2 separate regions of the Mus musculus genome follow, and region 2 is linked to region 1. The links are chromatin loops, found by intact Hi-C in ENCODE. Cell type or tissue: heart. All regions are shown on one strand. Each heading gives the region's core, and the rest is flanking DNA. Links, peaks and the distances in the headings are about the cores only.

The links. Peaks named below come from ENCODE experiments on the same cell type or tissue, not always from the same donor. Only the 100,000 strongest peaks of a DNase experiment are listed, where the experiment ranks them.
Region 2: a loop joins it to region 1, with 14 times the contacts of the local background. A loop is called at or near these places in 6 of 42 quality-filtered maps.

The regions. Positions count from the first base shown.
Region 1 is chr10:5,630,610-5,643,624 of GRCm38, reverse strand. Vip (vasoactive intestinal polypeptide) reads right to left here and starts at 4,407. Exons shown (of 7, transcript NM_011702.3): 1 at 4,255-4,407; 2 at 2,891-3,007; 3 at 1,031-1,156; 4 at 1-102. The coding sequence starts at 2,997. In heart, for the core only: CTCF peaks have their summits at 6,107 and 9,063 (motif pointing right); no DNase peak of the experiment used is centred there.
Region 2 is chr10:5,311,945-5,324,959 of GRCm38, reverse strand. It overlaps Syne1 (spectrin repeat containing, nuclear envelope 1), which reads left to right. Exons shown (of 146, transcript NM_001347711.1): 40 at 563-1,191; 41 at 2,200-2,379; 42 at 6,467-6,617; 43 at 6,986-7,144; 44 at 8,853-9,035. Among named protein-coding and RNA genes, the nearest start is that of Gm51757, 8.4 kb to the left of the region's middle. In heart, for the core only: no CTCF peak of the experiment used is centred there; no DNase peak of the experiment used is centred there.

The sequences.
Region 1 (13,015 bases), core at 1,804-9,803:
ATTCGTTTGCCAATGAGTGACTCAAGGTATTTTTTGGCAGAAATCTGACCCAGAAGTCTGCTGTAATCGCTGGTGAAAACTCCATCAGCATGCCTGGCATTTCTAAAGCAAGGGAGCAAAGACAGTGATTTCCCGGTAACAGTTTCTTGTAGAGACATCCTAGCTTTTCAATGGCAAAAAAATCTGCTCATGAAAATTTAAGCATAAAAGGAGATCCCTAATGCGATAGCAAAAGGGATCTCTAGTCACCTGGAGCACGATGTAAGCTGTATGTCTCTAGCCCCACACCTTGAAAAAAATGGGCCGGTTTAGATATATACTTTATTTTTGTTCCATGGTAGGATATTTCAAATTAATTTTTCTAATCAATATTGAACTAAAATTCATTTATAGTTTCTACATATCTGGGTAGCTTTTATGTTGCCTTAAATAAAATATATGTGCAATGAAAAAATGTGTTAATTGGTCAAACTCACCAGTATTCTATATCTTTTGTTACTCTTTTCTATCAAAGTAATGTGTGTGTGGGGGGGGGGGTGGAGAACAAGTCTGTCACAATAGAGAAGATCTTATGTCTATTAGTGTACTTTGTAAGTACATGGGAAACCTTTTATACTTGGTCTTCAGTGTGACATCTTTGGTCTGTCCTGCAACACTACTCTAGACAAGCAGTTGCAGGAGTGGACAGCACTGTTGGATCCCTTGACTCTTATCATGGGGGCTCTTTCCTTTGTAACTGTTCCCTCATGGAATGCTAAGTGCTTAAATTTTATCTGGGCTTTGTGTAATAATCTGAGCATGATGCTCAAAAGAGCATAAATAAAGATAAATAACATGTTTAGACATATAGATAAATTATATTTTTATCCTGCTTTTTTACCACCTATCCATATGGATAGCTGAAAGAGTTGCTAGAGATATTAACCAGACTGAGAAGTGTCATTAAAAAGCTATCCCTTTAAAAGATAAAACTAGAATATTTAGTCTTTCAGCTATGTTTCCTAAGTAAGATAAACAAGAGTGAACTTACCTTGACACATCATAATAGGGTGTGCCATTTTCTGCTAAGGGATTCTGCAAGATGTCAGAGTCTGCTTTTAAAGAGACTTGGTCAGGGTCACCTGCTCCTTCAAACGGCATCCTGTCATCCAGCCTACTAAGGAAAGAAAAATTCCACTAGACATGCAATAAAGTTTTTTCTTGAAGGTGGTATTTATGGTCTGGCAACTACTTGAAACCAGAGAACAAACAATTGAAACATATCTGTTTGCAAGATAAGGACAGGAGAATTTGACTCTATGGCTTCCACATTTAATGAGGATATAAGTAGTAATTTTGTGTGAGCTCACAAAAATGATGTCATTCAGCTTGTCCAAGATTTCTAAACCAAACGTAATTTCCACTTAATTCAATTCTAGTGAAGCTATAAGCAAAGAACACTGTCCCGGTGTATGTCATGCTGTCCGTTTGTGAAGCAGCATTAAGAGGTAGAACAATTTATGCAAGATATAAACATACCAAAAGCAAATATTAAACACAAAACCTGATACTTACTCATAGAAGTGGTGGCATTTAGTATCCATTATCCAAATACATGATGGAAGCAGTGTGCAACCTGCTTGTCTTTTTCTAGTCCCCTAATGTGTGTCACAAAGCTTTACATCTCATGGTATATTTCTCTTTATTGATCAACCCAACAGATGTGCACATTTGAGAATGGTTATTCTAATATAGTGAATGTAAGGACTCCCTCTAGATCCTCATGCTGTGTGTATGAGCACAGGCTGATTAGAAACATATGATGCTGTACTGCAAAATAGGAATTTCATTTATGATATATGGCATATAACCTACTTGTTGACGCTTGTGTATTTTTAATGCCACTGCTCTATTAAAAGTGTGTGTGTGTGTGTGTGTGTGTGTGTGTGTGTGTGTGTGTGTGTGTGTGTAATATTGGGGTAAACTTCTAAACGGTTTCAGTTCTAGGGCACTTTGGTATCTCTGGGAGATGATGTAGCAGATAGTAAAAGTGGCCATCCATGGGCCTGATGCTGAACAGACTGTGAATTCCAACATTCCTGTGACTTGTTCATCTGCTGAGATACAGGCGTTGGGACTCTAGTTGTCAAATGATATGGAAGAGGTAGTACGTTATACAATTTCAGGGAGAACATTAGTGCTGAGAGACTACTCACTTTTCTGAACATAAGAACAGGCAAATAGTCAAAGACATGATGATCTACCTTTAGATAATAGTGATCCTGTAGATTAGAAAGCTTAAGTATGAGTTGACTATTAACATAAGTCTATCTTATTTTAGGTTAAGTTGATGCATGTAAAGTATAAACTTTCTTATGTCAAATAGTAAAACTAAGAATTTTTTGGTTCAAATAGAGAATTCTATGAGGATTGTATACATCCTTCCTCATGGTCCTTATTATTGGCAGGGTGATTCTTCCAAGACTGATTTCTGTTCAACAGAATTTCATGTGTATATATCTCATTGACAAAGTACTAATATTATAATCATTTTTATTAAATATAAATTTAAATGAAGTTTTTCTACTGGAAACAGAACAGGCCTGAGATGAAAATAAGAAGTTGTTAGCTTCCTAACACTAGTTTAGAAATGGGATCCATCTGGTACGCAAGACTGGCCACTGATGTTGTATTCTATGTACTGGAGGTGAATTCCAGAGTCCAGAATAAGTTTTTTTTTCCCATTGGAAATGAATTTGCTCAACACTACAACCAAAATATTGAAATAAATAATATGTGATTTGAAATGCAACACTCTCCAAAATAACATGTGGGAAATCTCATTTAGATGCAGAGGAATGCCTGCCTACTTATCTGAATTGAAAGCACACTTTCCCAGAATGAAACTTACCTCACTACAGAAGGTGGTCCAAAGAGAGGCCAGGCCAGCGACTGAGAGAACAGCACACTGAAGAGTATCAGGAATGCCAGGAACTGAGGCTTGCTTCTGGCTTCCATCTCGGTGCCTCTGAAAAGAGAAAGGATGCTGGCTCTCCCAGCCACACTTGGCAACATTTCAGAGGGTCTAGCAACCCCACCAGGGGCTCTTGCCAAGTTGAAAATGGTCATTTCTCTTCAGGAAAGAGTCAGACTTACTGACATAAGATTACTTTGTAAAATAACGCTAGTTTTCTAGCACTGGTTTGGAAATGGAATCCATCCCCAGGATAAAGGCATTTGAACACCGGCTCAGCTCCCTTTTGTCTTTCCCTCTGCGGGCACTCAATTAATTTTAGTGTCTATCCAGGGCCATGCTTCTGTTGTGCTGGAGGCAGATAACTTTAGGCTCTGTGTTTTGATAACAGAGTCGTCATAGCATAATGTCTTTTCTGTTGAAGGAAACAGCCACAAGGAATTTGTTGGGTTCCCCCCTTAAAGCTATAATATCTGATTGATGTAAAACTGGGGTATTACCTAATTAATTTTCCTTCTAGCCAATTGTATTTTAGAGTTTGCATGTTCATAGTACATATATGTATATAAAGTATAGATTTGTATCATTAAGGCAAAAATCTTGTATACATATTACATTGAAATTCTTATTTTCTCTGTATTTGTTATAGAAACCACTGATAAGTTATTTCTTTAAACCAAGGCCCAAGCAAATTTATTCAAGGATAAAACTTAATGCCCTCAGAGTCACTTGGCACTGGAACAAGTTTTTCCAGGAAATCGATTTATATGCCTTTATCTGTAGAGCCCATGCATCCTGCATTCGATCTATTCACATGTCCTATTTGTAAACACTGTCGAGCTAGCACAGAGATCTTCAAGGGTTTTACCTCTTGGTACCTACAAAAGTCATAGCACTTAAAAATTAAATGATAAAGAAAGTGAGTGCTTTCTAGGCTCGATCTGTTTAGAAACAGAAAGAAAAGCTCTTTAAACGCAGATTGAAAACCCCCAAAACAAATGCATCAAGCTGAACACTTTGCTCAAAACCCCCCCCACAAGCAAACTCGTCTTACTTTATTTTTTAAAAGGCAATACTTAATGAAGGATTAAGCAGGACTAAGAATCCTCTAAGCAGATGGGGTCATAAGAGAGAAATTGAGGCATTTCTATCTTTATTCAGTGACTTGTCATGATTATTGTATTTGGCTATTGCAAAAAGACGAACACTGTAAAATTCTTTTTAAGAGAGAAATTTTCACAAACTCCTATTCAAAGTCCCAGTGACAGAGAGGAGAGGAAGAAGTGGAAGATTTTGCTTACCCTTGGCTGTTTCCTTCAGGCAGGGCTGCCTTTCCGGCTTCGTGGCAGCTGTCTAGGGTGCTGAAGTTCTGCTCTAGGGAAGGCTCCACCAGTCTGTTCCCGGTTCCTGGGGAACGGTTGGCTGTAGCTGGCTAGTGCTCTGCTGTCCAAGCTGACCAGCATCTCAAAGTCTCTCATTTTATAGGGCTTGTGCTTCGGGCTGAGCAATCAGAAGGCTCCCCGAAAGACGTCACAGTAGTGATCCCATGGGATGAACAGGTCTTGAAGTTCTTATTAAATTGTCATCATGCCTGATTTATATACATTTATAGCAAACAAGTTCAAGAGAGAGGAAATGAACTCTTTTTTAAAAAAAGAAAAGTACTTAGCTGGATGTGCAATGCTTTAATCTTTACTTAGCTGTGATGAACTAGAAGATGATTATAATGTTATAGACAGGGCCTAGGAGTACCTTAGAAAATAAGGACTTTCTTCAGGAACAAATGCAGAAAACTTGTGTTGTGCTTAGAGTATAATTCCTCGTTTCTACAAAGTGTCAATTGCTTTAATGCCTTTTAAAAAACTTTATGCTGCTTATGCATATCTGAATTAAAGTTTTCTAGAAACCTACTCTAATTTAAAAAGCAGTCATAAATGATTTTGCATCTTTCTATTATTACACTTCTTTTATGTTGAGTCTAATCCTCGGGGAGAGGGGTTCCATTATGTGTCTAAGATGCTATAGTATACACGCTGTTGTGTAAGCCATGGCACTAGCACTCTTCTACACTTTGTTTAAAATATCATAATTCCCACTCCTTCTCTTTGCCCACTATATCAAATATTCCAAAAATAAATAATGATCAGACTGTATACTCCAGGGACTGAATCTCTCTTTCTCTTCAAAGGCATTCTCCTCATTTTATGTCTTTGCATAATGTTGAATCACTTTGTTTGCCCTCAAAACTCACCCTACTTCAGAATCTCCAACTCAGTCGCTTTACATAAATGTGATTTCAAAGGATCAGGGAAAAGACCTTTGTAGAGTACTGTGATGAATGCTTAATTTTTTTTTGTTGATTTTAACCTCAAAGTAGCCTGACATACATTTAATTGGGACTTAATGTCAAAATGCAGCTATCCTAAGAGTGTCATGGAAAACAAAGGCAATGTCCATTCATTTAAAAGTCCTGGTGTGTGTGTGTGTGTGTGTGTGTGTGTGTGTTTTATTACGTATATCCTTAGGGATATATAGCTCTCAATTTTCTTTACTTTATTGTCCTCTAAGATTTTAGTCTCTCTTTGTTGCACTGAGGGCCGGCCAATGCAGTGAGAATTATCTTGCTAGAGCTTAATCATATTTTCTAATCCATTTACAAGAAAAATTAAATGAATTAAATTTCAAAATGTCTGGAATTTTGTTGTCCAGCTGACAGGTCTGACTTAAGCCAGAGTTCCTGTGGCTTAATTCCAGGAAATCTTTTTTTTTTTTTTTAAGCTAGTTGTTACAAACTAGAGGTTAAAATAGTTTTCATATGGATCTTCTTTTTTTATCCTGAGATCATTGTCACCAAAACCCTCGGTGAAACAACTTCATTGAAAAGAAGCACCAGGAAATAAATAGGTTAGGGATCACGAAGAACTCCATCCTGGAGGAGAAGAAGCCGCAAAATCACATCAAGGCTTCTTATCAGTGGTCCAAGGAAGCACGAGGCAATAAGAACAGTTTCTCCCATCATCACGATAAAACAAAATAATAAAGAGAATTTAATTTTATTTTTACCTATCGAGGAAAATAGACTAAATCAAAGAATCAGTTCTTGCTACAGATTTAAACAGGACATAAACTCATAGAATCACAGCACCATCTGCAGTTCAAAGTCGTAACTCTCAGATTTAAAACAAACAAACAAACAAAAAGACCATGTTTCTGTATTTTGTTTGTTTGTTTAAAGAAATAGGGAGAAATCCAGAGATCCATTGACCAGCTAACATAGATTCTTTTTTCTTATGTTTATCATAAGGAAAATGACTATATGAAATTTGTCATGAGTAATCTAGTAAACAAAAAGCCATATTTACTGTTTAGCTCTGCCTCTTCCTTACCTTTCAATACTTCGTCTTTCCACAGTCTCTTCAACTGCTTTCCCTATGCAAGCAAGCCTGCTCAGCACAGCATAGAAAACCTTCACCCAACTCTATAGCAAAGGCAATCTATTCCTGCTCCAAATAAATAAGCGATGTCTGCAGTAGCTCTTCCATCCCTCCCATGTTTACTAAAGGCGATGAGAGTGGAATCCAGTTTCCTGAGGGTCTGTCTTTCCATAAAGGGCCAGCCCTATTTTGAAATTGTCACCAACACTCTTGGTGCTAACTCGTCAGGTAATCACGTAGCTTGTAAAGATATCAGCATCTCCATTCCCACTTATTGTCAAAAGAACCAAAAGCAATGCCGGTGAACTGTAGCTCTGTAAACTAAACGGAGGTCATGTGGAAGTGACTCTGAAGATAAGGCAGAAATCCACGTTCACCTTTATTTTCTTCCTGCAAAGGGCTAAATGAACACATGGTCACTAGGGGGAATGAATGCCTCCCTGTGGCGTATGCCTGTGTCTGTGATACCTATGTCTGTATAATTCACCTGCACGCAACCTCAGCTGGAAGACCTTATATCATTGCCACCCTAGGAGGCAGGAGCAGTGAAGCCTACATGTAGGACCAAGGAGACACACCCAGTTGCCTTTTATATGTAAGTTAAGAGGGACATTTATATCTTTAGAAGATCAAAATCATAAATGTATTTGGGACACATAAAAATTATATAAAATTTAAGCATCCATTTTCCTATTTTGTTGATTGGAACATGGAAATGCTTTGTCATATACATCCATGCTGTGGCTTCTTTTGAACTACAACAAACAGTTTGAAACCTTCAAATCCTGGTGATCCCTCTGATCTTTCATTGAACAAAACTTCTTGGGGCTGGAGAATTAACTCAGCAGTTAAAAAGTTTAGCTCCCAGCACCCACATGGCAAGAATATACTTGAAATTCCTTTTACTTTTTTACTGCATTATTAAGGTGTTTTGACAAACATGTGAGCTAATGTTTTGACATGTGTATGCACTGTTTAAACTTCAAGTCAGGGCAAACCTATAACCTTAAATATTTATTATTCATTTATGGTGAAGATATTCAAGGAGATTTCTTTCTGATGTTGTCTGCCTGGCATTTACCACAGCATGGACACAACTGTAGGTTATTATGTTAAATGACACAGGCAAGGCACCGAAAGACAAGAGGGACATAACCTCACATGAGAGATCTAGAGTTGATGGCATGGAAGTTGATTAGGGCAATTACCAGAGACTGAGGGCTCAGGGGGAGGGAGAGAAGGTTGACCACTGGGTGTTAAGATACAAGTTAGAAAGTTTGGACTTAGAGACATGTCCCAGAAAGGACGGTGGGTTCCCAGCCCATTCATGTCTGCTACTCAGCATCTTGTCCATGTAATCTACGTTTCCATCACAAGCCCCCACAGCACTGGCCCAACCAACTAGAGATTAAAATCCACAGCATCATGAGCCAAAAATAAACCTTCCCTCTGTGTAATTTGATTACCTATGTTTGAAGTTTGAGTAACTAACTAAAGAAATTTGAGTAGCTAATCTTTTTTGCTTATAATTCTTTTAACTTTGACAATTCAAATTTCTTTTCAGAATTCTTCTATTCTTGTTATGCTAGTGATTTGGTGAAAGTAGTGTTACAGTAACAGTTAATTTTCTCTTGAAATTGTGCTGTTAGAAGTAATTTCATGTTCTAACATTTCCTAATGAATGCGGTGGCTCATTTTTATTGTCAACTTGATCCACTAAGAAAGTAGTTGGGGCTTTTCTGAGGCACCGCTTTTAGTATATTTGTGAGCATATTTTGAGGGAGGTTTTACTGAGGAGAGAAAACCCACCCTGCATGTGGGCAACACCATCCCATGACAAAGGTGTGTAAGGTGAGCACCAGCATTTATCTTCTGCTTACTGACTGCAGATGAAATGTGCTCAACCGTCTCGTGATTAGGTTACTATGCTTTCACTCTCATGACGGATGGTGAATCAGAGTAAACCTTAAGTTGATTATTGTTAGGTATTTGGACACAGAGATGAGAAAAGTAGCTAACTTAATTAATCATAAGCAACTGGAAACATGGTGATTTCAGGGGCATGATGGCAAACAACCTCTCCCCTGACTCTAAAACGTCATTACCCATCTTCCTCAGAGATGCCGGGACTCCTACAAAGATTATTCATTTCAGAACCCCCCTGCTTTAAAATTACATGAGAATTTCTGTGCTATGAATTCTGTGCGTCACAGATATGCTGTTAAAGTTGTTTAACAGAAACTTTTCTGAAAGTAGATTTGAGAGAAGAGGAAATGGTAGAGAAATTACAACTTCAGAGAGTTGTAAGATGAGAGAGTTTAAAGAGGGGATAATAATTCAAATAAATATTTCTTATAATTAAAAAGCAAACTTGATTACCTTCACAGTCACTGGTCCTATATTCCCTCCCACTCCAAGCCCACATTCTCAGTAGTCAGTCTTTAACCCAGGGTTCTTCTAGGTTTACTGATGGGTGAAATGAGAAACAGTGATGTCTAGTGGCTGGCTTGAAATTTATGCTATCTACTGATCAGGTGAATGGGCTCTGTACCATTGCACCCATTCTGCACAGCAGAAGAACTGGTGGCATGGCATCTCTATGCCTTGGAAATGGTGAGAATTGAGGGTCAGGGTGAGGACTAGATGGTAGACATCTACACCATCTACTAAGTTTGAGACCGAACAGTAGAGGGCAGCATGGCTTCATTTTGTATCTAGATTCCATAAGACACAGCAAGGCAAGTAGAAACACTCAGTAATACACAGGAAAGGGAGAGAAGGCAAACCAGTATATGGCAGAACTTTAAATCTGAAAATGATTGGATTTGCACATGAATAATAGGAATAATAGGATTACACTTTGTGTGGAAACAGAAGTTTGAACAAATACTTTAATGCTACATAAGCTGTGAATATTTATCCTGCTACTTGGCAGTAGCTAGGAGGAGCCCCCCCCCCCCACCCCCCAGGACTCTAAATCACATGTAGTATCAAACCTAGCTTAAAAGAGACAGAAACCTGGCCACAGAGCTGCATCCTGGGATAGGTTTCCCTTGTCCCTGTGTTCCCAGCCATGTGTTCTGGTCCATCTTGGCAATTCTAGCCAATCTCTAATATTGGCATCAATGTCATCCTTAGACAAATCTTCAAAGCCTTCTGCATAGATGCATGGACAAAGAAAGGCCATTTTAGCTCACAGGAAGCTGTCAGAATGATGAGCAATTGATTTTTGAAGCCTGTGGTTGAAACATAAATAAATGAGAATACCATTCCAGTCCTTGATGTTGCCTGAGTTCCTTTAGAAGAGGAGGCTGGATTCAGTGCTGGTACATATCCAGAGGAAAGGTCAGTGTGCTGTCAGAAGCCCCACACGAGATCATGACTGGGGAACGTGCCAGGCATGAGTCAACTCTAGGCACAGAGACCCAAGGCAAGCATAGCAGCATATTCCCCAGCTCCTGTCGCTTCTCCCTCAGGAAAGATACTCTGAACTTCTAGGAAGCACACCCTGTAGTTATTTGATCAATCCATCTTGTCTTAATCCCCATTCTAATATCCCGTATCTGAATCATTTTATGGCAGCTTTTAGTCTAGGAGACCAATGTCCTCATCCTAACTCAAAAACCCACAGCTTTCAATTAGCGGGGAAAAAAAAAAAACTTAAGATGCTACTGTTTTGAGAAATTATAGCAACTCCGCATCCAAAAAGGGTAGGCATCATTGCACGAGGATTAAATTGGCCGTGGAGTCTGCTAGTGAACAACCCACTGAACAGAGAGCATGCTCTAACAACAGAAATGGTAGGTGCTGTGGGGGAGAGGATATGGCCACATTGCTGCTTGACCACTGGGGTAGTTTTTGTTTTGTTTTGTTTGTTTGTTTGTTTGTTTTGGTTTTGTTGTTGTTGTTGTTGTTTTCCTGCAGCTACCAGAAGATGCTGCCCATTAAATAGAATACTTGAACTCTCGAACTGGCACATGGGAGAGGAATCTTCATTGGAAAATTGTGGTCCCCCTTCCTGCAAAACTGGGCTGCTCTTGAAGATCCCGATAAGGATAAGGAGTTTTCTTGACCCTGGGGGCACTGTAAGTGTTCCATGTAGCTAAGTCACACTTGTTACTGGTGCTCTCCCTTTCTTCTCATGTTTAGAAAGTGGATGAATCTAGTAGCCACATCCTGAAAAAGGAGTGAAATAAGGGGACTCTGACACCTGAGGGATGATGGTCTGCTTCTTTACTGGGTATGCAGCAGAGTGTGCCAGCTATGTAGCCTCAAATTAATAGGAGTCTGGAAAGGAAGGCATAGAGCACAGTTTTAGCCCGAATTGCAAATTGCAAGATAGTTCCAACACTAGAGACTATGTTTAACCTGTGGTTTCCTTTCACGGTTTTCTAGACTTCTAGAAAATTGCTCAGAAATCACTACATATGCTAATGGCAGAATTCATGGTTGCAGTAAAACACTACCTAGATCCTTCTACTGCTTTATAGCTACAGTACCTATGTTTGGAGTATTGGCGGCTTGTCTTGGCATTGTTTAACTCATCTAGGAAATAAGAATCAACTTGTTCAAGGCCAAGCTTCCTTACCCAAGCAGGTGGGGCGATAGGGGGTATGACTCATAACCAACTTCTCTCAGTTTGGGACATCTCTGGAAAGCCTACACAGTTCCAGAATTTCCTATGGCATCAACTGAGGCTTTTATACAAAGTGGTCCTGTTTCTCCTTTACCCAATCTGGTTTTCTTCTCAACCTGAAGGGTTTGTGTATTCATTCCTGTCCAGGTAGCTTTAACTGTCAACTTGACGTAACTTAGAGTGATCTGAGAAGAGAGCTTTGATTGAGAAATTGAGTTGCTCTTAGACCATGCGTACACATCTTTGGGGGGGGGGGGGGGATGAATCGTGATTGTTATGGATTGTCTTGGTTGATGTAGGAGAGCTTGGTCCACAATCTCATCTCTCTCTGCTTCCTTACAGTGGACACAAGGTGACAAGGCACCGACCATTCTGAGAGCTACGCTTTCTCAGCCATGATGGATATTCTCAAACGGTGAGCCAAAACGTACCCATCCTCCCTTCAGTTGCATTTGCTGGGAATTTAGCCACAGATGTGAGAAAAGTCACGAGCATTCATCCTCACCACCATTGCTCAGAAGTGGAATGCCTTAAAGAGACACAAAGGCTGTTACATTAGGAATTTCAATGGTGTCTCGCTTTCATTCTGCTTCTCCGGGAGCAAGGAGTCGAAAGGAGGAAACTGCATCTTGCAGGCAGGATGTTGGCTCAGCTCCTCTGTCGCTGTGAGGTGAGTGACTACAGATGTTGGTCCACAGTGAACATTGATGGGCCCACGTGAGGGACATCGCTGACTGCTGATTCGAGGCAGGCAGAGGCGACAAAGAAAGCTCCCATGATCCAAGTCAGATAACCAGGTTTCCACTTCACCATCTGGCAGGGAGGCAACTCCGTCTGTTTTTGTACAAAGGCAAATTATAATGGACAAAAATATTAAGATCTGCAAAGGGTTATTATAATAGTAAGGTAGGCACTCTTGCAGTCTTAAAAATAAGGAGGATGGTCCATGCTGATACAGATGACTGAAAACATGAAGGTAAATTTCATTTAGGAATTATAGCAATTTTGGTGGACTGCAATTTAAAAAATGAAAACTATAAACTATTTAGTCTTCAGGTTCATTTAGAAAAATATGATATATATATATAATATATGATATATATTATATATAACATATATAATATATATATAAAATATATGTCAAAATACTTTATTTATCCCATGTTTGACTCAGAAATTTTATTTCCAAAAATTTAGACTAATTTATGAGCCTAATTAATTGCAAATCTAGATAATTGTGAAGCAAATTTAATTTCCTATATAAAGTAACAACTTTGTAGCAGAATATGGAAAACGTCTAAGCCACGGAGTTAGCTCAAATTAAAAAGGTCACTTGGCACTTGATCCAGGGAGTAGGTGGCTTAACTTAAGATTGTCACCTCTCTACTTCTTCAAGTCCAGCCCTCCAGTCTCACCCACAGCTTTGTAGCAGACTATCTACTGGGGCCTTTCCTTCCTTTTTGCTCCAGTCTCCAGTGAATCACACAGATTTCCCCCTCCTCACATACCCCACCCCTCCTCCATTGCTCTAGCATTGAAACAGAACATCTCCTACATGGCAAAGGGCATGATCATTCAGATAAAGTGGCAGTTTACAGAATGGAAAAAGATTTTTACCAAATCCATATCTGATTGAGGGCTAATATACAAAATATATAAAGAGCACAAAAATGTGGACATCAAGAAAACAAATGAGCCAATTAAAATTATGTACATATAAACAGAGAATTCTCCAAAGAGGAAACTCAAATGACAGAAAAATCTCAGACGTGTTTAACATTGTTAGCCACCAGGGAAATGCAAATCAAACTGACTTCAAGATTTCTTCTTACAACTGTCAGAATGGCTAAAATCAATAAAACAAATGACAGCTCACGCTGGTAGGGATGTTGAGTAAGGAAACACTCATCCCTCGCTGGTGGCAATGAAAACTTACACAAGCACTATGGAAATGGTGTGGCGGTTTCTCAGAAAGATGTCAATTGATATACC
Region 2 (13,015 bases), core at 3,154-11,153, 320 kb after region 1:
GAAGCCACAGGTGACTGTGAGCCTTCAGAAGGGCACGAGCCACTTTAAACCACTGAGCCCTCTCTCTAGCATCTGTGGATGACTTCTAATGACTAAGCTACAAGCTGAGGAAAGGGTTCAGTCAGTAAAATGTCACTCAAGCACAAGGGCCAGAGTTTGGTCTCCAGCATCATGTCAAACACTCAGACATGGTAGTTAGTATGTGTTCTTAACCCTAGCTCCAGGTGATAAGTTGATCCCCGGGTTATGTTAGCCAGCCTGTCTCACCAAATCAGACACCTTAAAGTTCATTGACCATGACGAGGAGAGCACTTGAAGGAGACATCCTTCATGCTGACCTCTAGCTTTCACATTTGTGTATGCACACATGCATGCTAAGGCACACATGGATAAGTACACACATCCAGGGAAATACAACTAACTAACTAACTAACTAACTAAACTAAATGCTAGGCTATCGATTGACTGTACTATCTACAGTGTGAAAGCAAACACTTTGGTTTATCACCCTCTGTGATAGCTGTAGGTGTATCTGATATTCAAGGACTCTTTTCCCTTCCAGGACCATGCTGCAGAAATAGAGAAGAAAAGAGGAGAGATAACGCATCTTCAAGGTCACTTGTCACAGTTGAGGAGTCTGGGCAGAGCCCAGGACCTTCACCCACTGCAGAGCAAGGTGGATGACTGCTTCCAGCTCTTTGAAGAAGCCAGCCAGGTAGTGGAGAGGCGGAAGCTGGCTCTGGCACAGCTAGCAGAATTCCTGCAGAGCCATGCCTGCATGTCTACTCTTCTCTATCAGCTCAGACAAACAGTAGAAGCCACCAAAAGCATGAGTAAGAAGCAGTCTGACTCGCTCAAAACGGACCTTCACAGTGCCATTCAAGATGTGAAAACATTAGAATCCAGTGCCATCAGTCTTGATGGTACCCTGACCAAAGCCCAATGCCACCTGAAAAGTGCGAGCCCCGAGGAAAGGACCTCCTGCAGAGCCACCACCGACCAGCTGTCTCTAGAAGTAGAGAGAATCCAGAACCTTCTGGGAACCAAGCAGAGTGAGGCAGATGCCCTGGTGGCACTGAAAGAAGCGTTCCGGGAGCAGAAAGAAGAGCTGCTGAGAAGCATTGAGGATATTGAAGAGAGGATGGACAGGGAGCGGTTAAAAGTGCCCACCCGCCAGGCTCTGCAGCATAGGTCAGAAACTTGATGGATGCTGGAATCTGATGCTCGTTCTAAAATTCACTTTCCTGCAAAGCTTTAATGGTGCTCTATGTGGGCAGCTTGGTGTTCTCTCTGCTCTCTCTCTCTCTCTCTCTCTCTCTCTCTCTCTCTCTCTCTCTCTCTGTGTGTGTGTGTGTGTGTGTGTGCAGATCCGGGGTGGGTATTCTCAAGCTGCTGCCCAAGTTGGGCTCCAGAGCCCTGTTGGCTTCTCTGGTCCATTACAAAGCATTTCTGGGCTTACCCAATCTTGGCTATATGAAAATCTCCCTGTACTTCCGTAAGCACTTCGTACCTACGTTTGCAAGGTGTGGAGAATGGAAACCTCTGCCCAAGCCACTTTGGGAAACAGTGGGCGAGGGCATAGAGTACACGCGTACACGTGTGCCCTCTACAACACAGCGTCAGGATGCATGAATTCTGGCCACATATTATACATGCACAGATGCATATATTAGGGGATGTAAAATCAGGATTGCTTTTTCATAGTAATGTTTTATTAAAGGGGGTAATTTGGTTTTTTCATAAAGCTTTGGTAGAGCCCTGTTGATTTTAAATGAAACAACTGTGGTGCTAAAGTGTGTAACACACACACACACACACACACACACACACACACACACATCCCAGAGCTTAGAAAGATTTTTCTATGATAATGCAGAAAGAAAAAAAAAAAAAAGAATTCAACTACATAGCATTAGCCTTCTTTGAAAACTCCTGTACTCCAAAGAAGACAAGATAAAATTTCAGTGAGAGGTTAAAACAAAGTAAGGGTGATTTTCAATATCTTCTGAGATACAGTCATTTTATGAAATGACTTTGAAAAACCTCTTTGTCACTTGATACATATTAGTTTGATTGTCGTGTCGGAAGTTCCCCTGGTGGTGTGAATGTGTGCCTTCTGATCTCATGGAGCTAGAGGAGGAAGTACTGGTCCACGGCAGCTTCAGGATATTGCCACTAAAGCTGCCTTTCACTTGACAGGTTGAGAGTGTTCAACCAGCTGGAGGATGAGCTAAACTCGCATGAGCACGAGCTCTGCTGGCTGAAAGACAAAGCAAAACAGATTGCCCAGAAGGACGTTGCATTTGCACCTGAAGTGGATAGGGAGATAAATGGCTTAGAGGCAACCTGGGACGACACTAGAAGACAAATTCATGAAAAGTGAGTTGGAAGCCTCTTGATTCTGCTTTCAAAGTTTCCTCCTCAATTTATGCTGCTGCTGCGAATTGCCTGTTGCTTTCTTAACGTGTGATCAACAGCCAGATGGCTTTTTTTGTTTGTTTGTTTTTTAAATCACCATAGGTGTAGGTGTTCCAGCTCCTGCTAGGAACATCAAAACTTTCAGTTCTTCAGAAATGTGTTAAAGTTCTTCTCTTACTATGGCCAACACGTGTGAAGTTAATGTTTAAAACAAATTATCAAAACAAGAGTGCCTAAAAGCGATTATTACCAGCCACTGCAAGATGCTGCTATTAGAATTTTAAACTTTACTTCTTTTGTTATATTACTGGTAATTGAGTTCATTATATTTTAATTTCTTTTTTTTTCCTGTACAGTGCATCCTGTATTCCACAGTTTATATTCAAACCAGGCCTGTGTCCAGAAAACTTAGGACACTTCATTCTTTTTTTTTATTTTTTATTTTAATTTATTTTTTATTAGATGTTTTCTTTATATACATTTAAAATGCTATCCCGAAAGTTCCCTATACCCTCCCTCTGCCCTGCTCCCCTCCCCACCCACTCCCACTTCTTGGCCCTGGCATTCCCCTGTACTGGGCATATAAAGTTTGCAATACCAAGGGGCCTCTCTTCCCAGTGATGGCCAACTAGGCTATCTTCTGCTACATATGCAGCTAGAGATACGAGCTCTGGGGGTACTGGTTAGTTCATATTGTTGTTCCACCTATAGGATTGCAGACCCCTTTAGCTCCTTGGATGCTTTCTTTAGCTTCTCCATTGGGGGCCCTGTGTTCCATCTTATAGATGACTGTGAGCATCCGATTCTGTATTTGCCAGGCACTGGCATAGCCTCACAAGAGACAGCTATAGCAGGGTCCCTTCAGCAAAATTTTTCTGGCATATGCAATAGTGTCTGGGTTTGGTGGCTGATTATGGGATGGATCCTCGAGTGGGGTAGTCTCTGGATAGTCCATCCTTTCATCTTAGCTCCAAACTTTGTCTCTGTAACTCCTTTTATGGATATTTTGTTCCCTATTCTAAGGAGGAATGAAGTATCCACCCATTGGTCTTCCCTCTTCTTGACTTTCTTGTGTTTTGCAAATTGTATTGTGGGTGTTCTATGTTTCTGGGCTAATATCCACTTATCAGTGAGTGCATATGTAATGACTTCTTTTGTGATTGTGTTACCTCACTAAAGATGATATCTTCCAGATACATCCATTTGTCCAAGAATTTCATAAATCCATTGTTTTTAATAGCTGACTAGTACTCCATTGTGTAAATGTACCACATTTTCTGTATCCATTCTTCTGTTGAGGGAAATCTGGGTTCTTTCCAGCTTCTGGTTATTATAAATAAGGCTGCTATAAACATAGTGGAGCATGTGTTCTTATTACCAGTTGGGACTTCTTCTGGGTATATGCCCAGGAGTAGTATTATGTCCAATTTTCTGAGGAACCTCCAGACTGACTTCCAGAGTGGTTGTACAAGCTTGCAATCCCACCAGCAATGGAGGAGTGTTCCTCTTTCTCCACATCCTCGCCAGCATCTGCTGTCACCTGAATTTTTGATCTTAGCCATTCTGACTGGTGTGAGGTGGAATCTCAGGGTTGTTTTGATTTGCATTTCCCTGATGATTAAGGATCTTGAACACTTTTTTCAGGTGCTTCTCAGCCATTCAGTATTCCTCAGGTGAGAATTCTTTGTTTAGCTCTGAACCCCATTATTTTCATGGGGTTATTTGAATTTCTGGAGTCCAGCCTCTTGAGCTCTTTGTATATATTGTATATTAGTCCCCTATCAGATAAAGGATTCGTAAAGATCCTTTCCCAATCTGTTTGTGGCCTTTTTGTCCCTATGGAATTCTCTGGCAAATGCATTTGGTGGACTCAGCTATTGAGTTTCATAGTGTCACTTCTAACAATAGAAATCCCCCTCATGTCTCATCCCTCATCGCTCTGTCTCTGTCTCTATCTGTCTCTGTCTGTCTCTGTCTGTCTGTCTTTCTCTCCCTCTCTTTCTCTCTTTCTCTGTCTCTCTCTCTCAAATGCCAGGAACTGTCCTTGCAACCCTTGGTCCACTTTACATCTGTCCTTTCATCTCTTTCCCTACATCATGTGTGAATAGTTCAGTTTTTAAATATGCAGCTGCAAATTCCATTGGCTATACCACAGACAATATAGTCACTTGTTGATGGTCACATGATGCATTTCCAGTGTAAATCATCACATCTTGAATATCTATGGGTGTCTCATTCTTGGTTGTTTTAACCTAAGTGAAGCTGCTTGGTGAGCATATGCTTAAGAAACTGACAAGGAATTTCAACAAAGTATCCACACCAGGCAGGAGATCTCCAGGACATATGCGTAGTTTTCTATTCTTACTACTGTGATTGATTGATTGATTGATTGATTTGTCACCTCTTACAGACACATAGAGGTTGTTCGGGTTTTTAACTTGTATTTGCCTGGTGGTTAATGAATATATATATGTATACATACATACATATATATTCTTTAATGAAATACTTACTGAAATTGGTTAGTTTTTTGTTTCGTTTAGTTTGCTTTGAGACAGAGTTTCTCTATGTAGTCCTGGCTGTCCTGGAACTCCATCCACAGACCAGGCTGGCCTCAAACTCACAGATATCCCCCTGTCTCTGCCTCCAGAGGGTTGACACTAAGGGGTGTACTACTACCTCTCAGAAATTGGCTAGTTTTTTAAATTGTTGTTGTTGAGGGTTTTCTTATAACTGTGCAATCCCAAACAGAATCTCTACTTAATTTTATATGGAATTGATGATTCTAAATTTTATATGTTAAAAAAAATAGCCTAAAGTAGTCAGTAATTTTGTGAAAAGGTAGATCTGGGAAGATAGCTCAGTGGGAAGAGTGTTGTGTATCCAAGTATGAAGACCTGAATCAAAAGTACCAGGCCAGCACCCACAGAAAACAGAGGGTGCGTGTAGGTCTGCAGTCAGCACCCACAGAAAACAGAGGGTGTGTGGGGGTCTGCAGTCAGCACCCACAGAAAACAGAGGGTGCGTGTAGGTCTGCAGTCAGCACCCACAGAAAACAGAGGGTGCGTGTAGGTCTGCAGTCAGCACCCACAGAAAACAGAGGGTGTGTGGGGGTCTGCAGTCAGCACCCACAGAAAACAGAGGGTGTGTGGGGGTCTGCAGTCAGCTCCCACAGAAAACAGAAGGTCTGTCTGTCTGTAATCTCAGCACTGGGAGGGGAAGCAGGGAGATTACCGAAGCTTGCTTGACAGCCAGATTCATTGAAATGGCAATCTCTGGGTTCAGTGACAAAGTCTGATCTGAAAAACAGTGCAGAGATGGATTGGGAGAGTATGTGGTGCTGGCATCTGGCCTTCACAGGCCTGCACATATATATGTGCGCATACACATACAAACAGGAACACATAGCTATCTTCTTCTTTTTTAATTTTTAAAATGGAACTGTAAGACTTCCCTTACCCGGATCACCAACTGTTTAAGCTCAAGAATAATTAAATAGAGCAGGAGAGCCAATAAGACAAAAAGATAAGTCACTTACTCACAGTCACTGCACTTTTGACAATGTTGCAAAGCACCTCAGTGGAGAGGTTCTCTTCCATGAAGGATGCTGGGATATCTGGACACTCATTTGCACACATTTAAAGAAGGGACCCTCAGACCTCATCACATCACACACAAAGGCCTTTGAAACAAAATTGGGAATGGCTTGTATCATGACTTTTTAACAGGTTTTTAACTTAACCACGTCACCAAATATTGTTTGGTTTTATCTGTTATTGGTTTCTTTCACCCCACCTTATGACAGAGAGAGAGGAGCATGAAAAAACATTTTAAAATTTGAAATATTTAGGTGACTCATGTAAGACTGAGTTGGAGAGCAGACTGGATTTAAATTAAGCAGTATTAACTAACAGGAGTATGGCGTCCATGGTTGGTATCCACACCTGTTTCTGAACACATTTGTGCTATGATATATTAGGTCTAATCCAAGGAAACTCACTCCTATCCAGGTGCTTGAGAAGTGAGATATTTTCTTTAATCATTACAGCCAGGGCCAGTGCTGTGGACTCATTGACTTAGTAAGAGAATATCAGAGCTTGAAGTCAACAGTGTGTAACGTTCTGGAAGATGCAAGCAATGTCGTTGTGATGAGAGCTACCATAAAGGACCAGGGGGACCTTAAGTGGGCGTTTTCCAAGGTAAAATTTATGTAATGGTCTAGTGTGTTTGCTCACATGTTTGCTCTTCTGCACAGTAGTTCCTGCTTCTACATTTAGATGCAGATAATTCCTGTTAACAGTTCAACTTTTTTTAAATATGAATATCCTAAAATTGTTTTAATTCAAGAAAATGATACATACATATACATATGCCTTTGTATGTGTATATGTAAAGGTGTGTTATATGCACATATACATCATATGCATATGCATACATATATATGTGTGTATGCATATACAATTATTCATTTCTGCCTAAAGCCAAACAAATTACGTCTTAGAGGCAAATGTTTTTAAATCCTTATCACTAACTGTTTCACTAATTAAGGAAACATTTTTGTCCGCAGCATGAAACTTCCAGGAATGAAATGAATTCTAAACAGAAAGAGTTGGATAGTTTTACCAGCAAAGGTAAACACTTGTTATCTGAGCTGAAAAAAATCCACAGCGGCGATTTCAGCCTGGTCAAGACAGACATGGAGAGCACCCTGGACAAGTGGCTGGATGTAAGAGCGCCCCCTGGTGTCCGTGAGTGGCTTGCACACAGGTTCCTCAGTCAAACCCGTAGAGGATTAACCAAAGAACAGAACTCCACTTGGACTTTTTAGAATCAACTCCAAAGTGAGGAAAAGTCATGTTCACATAGCAGTTGGAGGTAGTAAGAAGCTACATGAGTTAGTCTGACAAAACCTACAGATTTCTGGAGTTCCATTTAATAACTGTAAGCATGACAAATTCAACGTAGAATGTTTCCCTTCTCAAAATGCTGGAGTTATGGATAAAAATTGGATAATTTATTCATAACTGATAGAAAACTAAATCACAATAAATAGCGATTTGCAGTATCGAGGCTGTAGCTTTGCAACAAAGAGCATCGGTCTCGTAGTTTGAAGGCATGGCTTTTGGTTTTGACACCAGCATTCATCAGCCTCATGGCCAGTTGCTATTTTTTTTAATATCAAAGATAATGTGGAAATCTAATTAATGCCCGTCCATATATTACAGCATTATAAATAAAACTACATATAGTTGTAATGACATTTTTGAGAATTCTGGAATTTTGTCTTAAAAACAAACAGAAACATTATAAGAATGTGCTTTGGTTTTAACACCAGGTATGAGATATGGGGCAGCTTCTGACTGTCTTCGGCAGCTGACTGTGATTTGCCTCATGCTCTAGCAGAGGCGTGGTTTTGCCAGCTGCAGATAGTTTCTAGGATTGTGTGACATTTGGAATTCTGGGAACTTTTCAGAGGGTGTAAAAATGCTAGGGCCCTGAGAGTCAGGGTTGGTTACACTTTGATGGTAGTCGTGGTTGAAGAAGAAATACAAAGGAAAGAAATTAGATTCAGGGATCTCTTCACTTTTGTCTCTCACCTCAATCTTCCTTTTTCTTTCCTATCTAGTGTAAGGGAGGTTGAGAGGGTGGAAAAAGAGGAGAGAAGGGTGCAAGAAAGAGCTACAAAGTAGCAAAGATCAGCTACATAGAGTGGGGCTTTGAAAATCAGTACAGGGCTGGGGGGATGGCCCAAGAGTCTTGGCTGCTCTTGAGGAAGGCCCAGATTTGATCCCTAGCAACCACACAGCAGCTCACAGCTGTCTGTAACCTTAGACCCAGGGGATCTGATCCCATGTTCTGACCTCTGCAGGCACTATACATGTGTGATCATACACATACAGGCAGGCAAAACACCCAGACACATAAAATAAGTTTAAAAAAAAAAAAAGAAAGAAAATAGATATAATGTCACCCTGCAGAGCCCTAGAGCCCTAGTTCCCATAGACTCTTTTTTTTTGGGGGGGGGGGGTTCAAGACAGGGTTTCTCTGTGTAGCCCTGGCTGTCCTGGAACTCACTTTGTAGACCAGGCTGGCCTCGAACTCAGAAATCTGCCTGCCTCTGCCTCGCAAGTGCTGGGATTAAAGGTGTGCGCCACTACCGCCCAGCTCCCATAGACTTATGTAGTGCATGTGACGTGTCTGTGCATTCTGAAGTACCCTTGCAAATGAAAAGTGAATGTCTCAGAATGCAAACAACCCTGTCGTCAATGGATACAGTCTATGTGATAGCATTCAAGGCAAACGAATTAATGTACAATAATTATTTTAAAATGTCGTCTGTCAAAATATAATTCATCTTATCAAGAAAGCATTTGTAGGGGACTGGGGGTCCGGAAACCTCAGATTGATGACCTGGCTCCTATTTTCTTTCCCAGGTTTCAGAAAGAATTGAGGAAAACATGGACATGCTGAGAGTGAGCCTGTCCATCTGGGATGATGTCCTTTCAAGGAAAGATGAGATCGAAGGATGGTCCAACAGCTCTCTCCCAAAGCTGGCAGAAAACATCAGCAACCTAAACAACAGTCTCAGAGCTGAAGAGCTCCTGAAAGAACTGGAGGTAACTGACTACGTGTCCATGTAGTGGCTGGGACATATCATTTCACAGAATGAGGAAAAATGGGTATTTCTAGGTCCATTCCGCTTTTTAAAAATTTATTAATTTTAATTTTTTAAAATGTATTTATTGACTCACTTTACATCCGGATAACAGCCCTCCCCCCAGTCTCCCCTCACATGGCTTACCCCCTGCCCATATCCCCTTCTCCCATGGGAAGGCGGAGTCCTTCTGGGTTATCACCCTATCCTGACATACTAAGTCACTGCAGGACTAGGTGAATTCTCTCACTGAGGCAGTTCAGTTAGAGGAACAGGATCTACTATCATGCAGTAGATTCAGGGCCAGCTTCCATTCCCTTTATGTTGGGGAACCCACATAAAGACCAAGCTGTTCATCTGCTACATATGTGTGTGTGTGTGGGGGGGGGGTGGTCCAGACCATAATTTCTCTTTTGTTAGTGGTTCAGTCTCTGGGAACCCTCAAGGGTCCAGGTTAGGTGATTCTGTTGGTTTTCTTGTGGCGTCCCTATTCCCTTCCCATTCTACTTTCCAAAGACACAAATAAGACAAAAGTCACCTTACTTCCGCTGTTGATCTAAAACACCAATAAGGCTCTAGTTCATTCATTTTAAAAATGGTTTCTTACTTGGGACTGGTATTAGTGACCTTTCTGTTGCTGTGATTAAATATGCAGACAGAAATCATCTTGGAGGGAAAGGGCTTATTTAGGCTCATGGTTCCAAGAATACGGTCCATCATAGCAGAGGCAGCATAGTGGCAGGAGGTGGGAGGTGAGCCAACCACACTTCTTGTTTACACAGCAACTAGACAGAGAAACCTGAAAGCATGACTAGAGTATAAACCAACCCCACTAAGGTATTTCCTCTGACAAGGCATCCTCATAAAGCTCCCATGTCCTTTCCAAACAGTGCCACCAAATGGTCACCAAGTCTTCCAATGTGTAAACTTGGGAGGACATTTTTCATTCAACATGTACCAAGGAACTTCAAACATTAGAAAAAAAAAAGTCCATAAACTGTCCAGTTATTCTGATAATATGGTACCTTCCTTTGTGAAACCCAAATAGAAAATGATTGTAACTTTTTGTGCATAGTGTTCTTCATTCAGAAAAAAAAAACACACACACACATCTTTTACTGAGAACTTACATTGTGCCATGGTTATGTTTGGCACCATGTTATCCTCTATTTATGGAAATAGGGGAAAGCCACAATTGCCTGACCTTTTAAAATTGACCTGGCTTATTTATTTTAAACAATTTTCAACCCCATGTATTGCATTGGTTTTGAAATTTATTCATGGCTAGTGTTTTGGTGATCTGATACACACTGAGTCAGCTGGGAAGAGAGACCCTCAAATGAGGAATTGCTTCCACCAGATTGGCATCTGCAGCATCTCTTGATTGATGATTTAGGTAGAAGGAGCTACACCTGCACTGGTGGCTCTGTATGAGCAGGCTGTGGGGAGCAAGCCAGTGAGCATCCTTCATCCATGCTTCTTGCCTCTTCTGCTTGCGTTCCTGCCTTGACTTCCCTCAGTGATGGACTCTGACATAGGAGCATAAGCTAAATAAGTCCTTTCCTCTCCATGTTGCTTTTGGTCATGGTGTTTATGACAGGTAAAGTATTTGCTGAGGCCCTGATCTTAAATCCTCAGACCTCTCATAAAGGCCTGTGAATATGTTGGTCTGCCTATAATCTTATCTCCAAGAATCAGTGGCTGGCTGGGGAACCTGAGAGCATGCTGGCTAGTCAGACTGGCCAGATCAATAAACTCTAGGTGTAAGTGCGAGACCCTGCCTCTCTATATAAGATGGAGAACAACTGAGCAAAATACTCATTGTTGACCTCTGGCCTTTATACACAGGTACATAGATCTGCACATATGCCCTTGCACATACACATGTGAATACATAGTTGCTATTGCTGATGGTAAAATTAATTTTACAGCTCATATAGTGATCTGTACTGGAATCATGTGGCAGGCTCATAAAAAGTAATTGTTAGGAATTGCATATGTCAACATTAAACACAATCATTTTTTAAAAGAAATTGTGAGTTGGCTTGCCGCTAAAAAGCATTGGCTGCTCTTCCAGAGAACCTGGGTTCAATTTCCATTATCCACATGGTGGCCTACAATTTTCTGTAACAGTTCCAGGGGAACTGATCCCCCTCTTCTGGCCTCTACAGGAACCATACACGCTCATGGTGTGCAGACAGACCTATATGCAGACAAAAACCCATACCATAAAATATAATAATAATAATAATAATAATAATAATAATAATAAGCAACCCAGTTGAATGGCTGGGACCATGCTTAGTGGTAAGAGTGAACCTTGCTCTTGCAGAGACCTAAGATCAATTCCCAGCACCCATGTTGGTAAGTTCACAGCAATGTGTACCTCCAGGAGGATGCAATGCTTCTGACCCCCACAGGCACCTGCAATTATGTGCACTTACACAAATATAAACATAAGCACATATGCACACACAGCACATGTTTGTGCACACAACACAAACACATATGTATAGACATACACACAATTTTAAAGGTAAATTAAATATTTTTAAAAAATGAATTGTATGACCTGGAGCTATGGCTCCATGGCTAAGAGTACCTGCTGCTCTTATAGAGGACCTGGGTTCAATCCCCAGCACCAACATAACACCTCACAAACATTTGTGCCTGCAGTTCCTGGGGACCGAGTACTTTCTCTCTAGCCTGAATGGGCACTAGACATGCATACATCTCACACACATACAGCAGGCAAAACACACAAATATATTTCTAAGAGCATAACTGTAAATAAGCTTACACTTCAATAAATTCTATTGAAAACAAAATTAATGAACGGTTGAAATTTATCATCTTTGCCAGGTGTGATGGTGGACCAAGCCGATAATCACAGCCCTTGGGAGGCTGAGACAGAGAGATGGTTACAAATTTGAGGCTAGCTTAGCCACATAGCAAGACCATGTCTCAAAGACATCATAGTTTATTAATACTTATCATGCATGCACTAAGCCTTTGGATTTGTGGTGTCTGTTACATCTGCAGCAGACACTGGGCATGCCATGAAATGCTGTGTGCCTTCCTTCTCCACAGAGACAGTGACATCATGATTAGGGCCTGCCGCAGTGGTATATACTGAAGCATGGTTTTTAGTAGGACAGGAAGTCACCAAATCAGCCTTTTTTGACAACTGCAGAAAATACTGCCTGTGTCCTTCAAGCCCTTCAGTGTGGTTAGGTTGAGTCTCTCTGAAAGGACCATGTGACATGCCAGGTAGTAAATCAGTATGCTGGAACCAACCCAGTACGTAACCCTGTCCTTCCTACTGCTGGGCCTTTCTTCTCACCATACTTGAAATGAGTGTAGCCGAGCAGAGGAGTTCTCTAACTGCCTGGCTGTTTCTGTAAAAGAACACCAGGCCTGGCAGTGAGTCGCTTTCTGAGCTCAGGACATTGGAAACTGTGTTCACAAAGCAGTAAGGTCTGTTTTTCAAGCTGATGGGGCTCTTTTATTAAATATTCTTTTGCAACTCAAAACTATCAGTTTATGTGTATCTTTGCTCAGTAATGATTCTTGGTTTGGGATCCTTCCGGACATTAACTATTGGTGCAAAGAATGGGAGGGAACATATCAGATGTCAAAATTATTTTTCCTTCAAGGTTCTGTAAATATTAATCTGAAGTGTGTCTTCTGGGTACTGCTAACGGAACCTTTATAGCTGGGCAGTCCTGATGTGTATTAGCATGCTTCTGTAAGACTTCAATGTTGCCATAGTAACTGATAATAATACTGCTAATGAAGAAATAACAGCCTAGTGGACATCCTGACTGACTCAACACTTTTGGTCAGTGTTTCATTTTTTCCAGGGGATTTTTTTCCAATAAAAGAGGGTGGGAAGAAAGAAATTCCCACCCCACATACCCCTCTTATTCAGAGTGAACATAA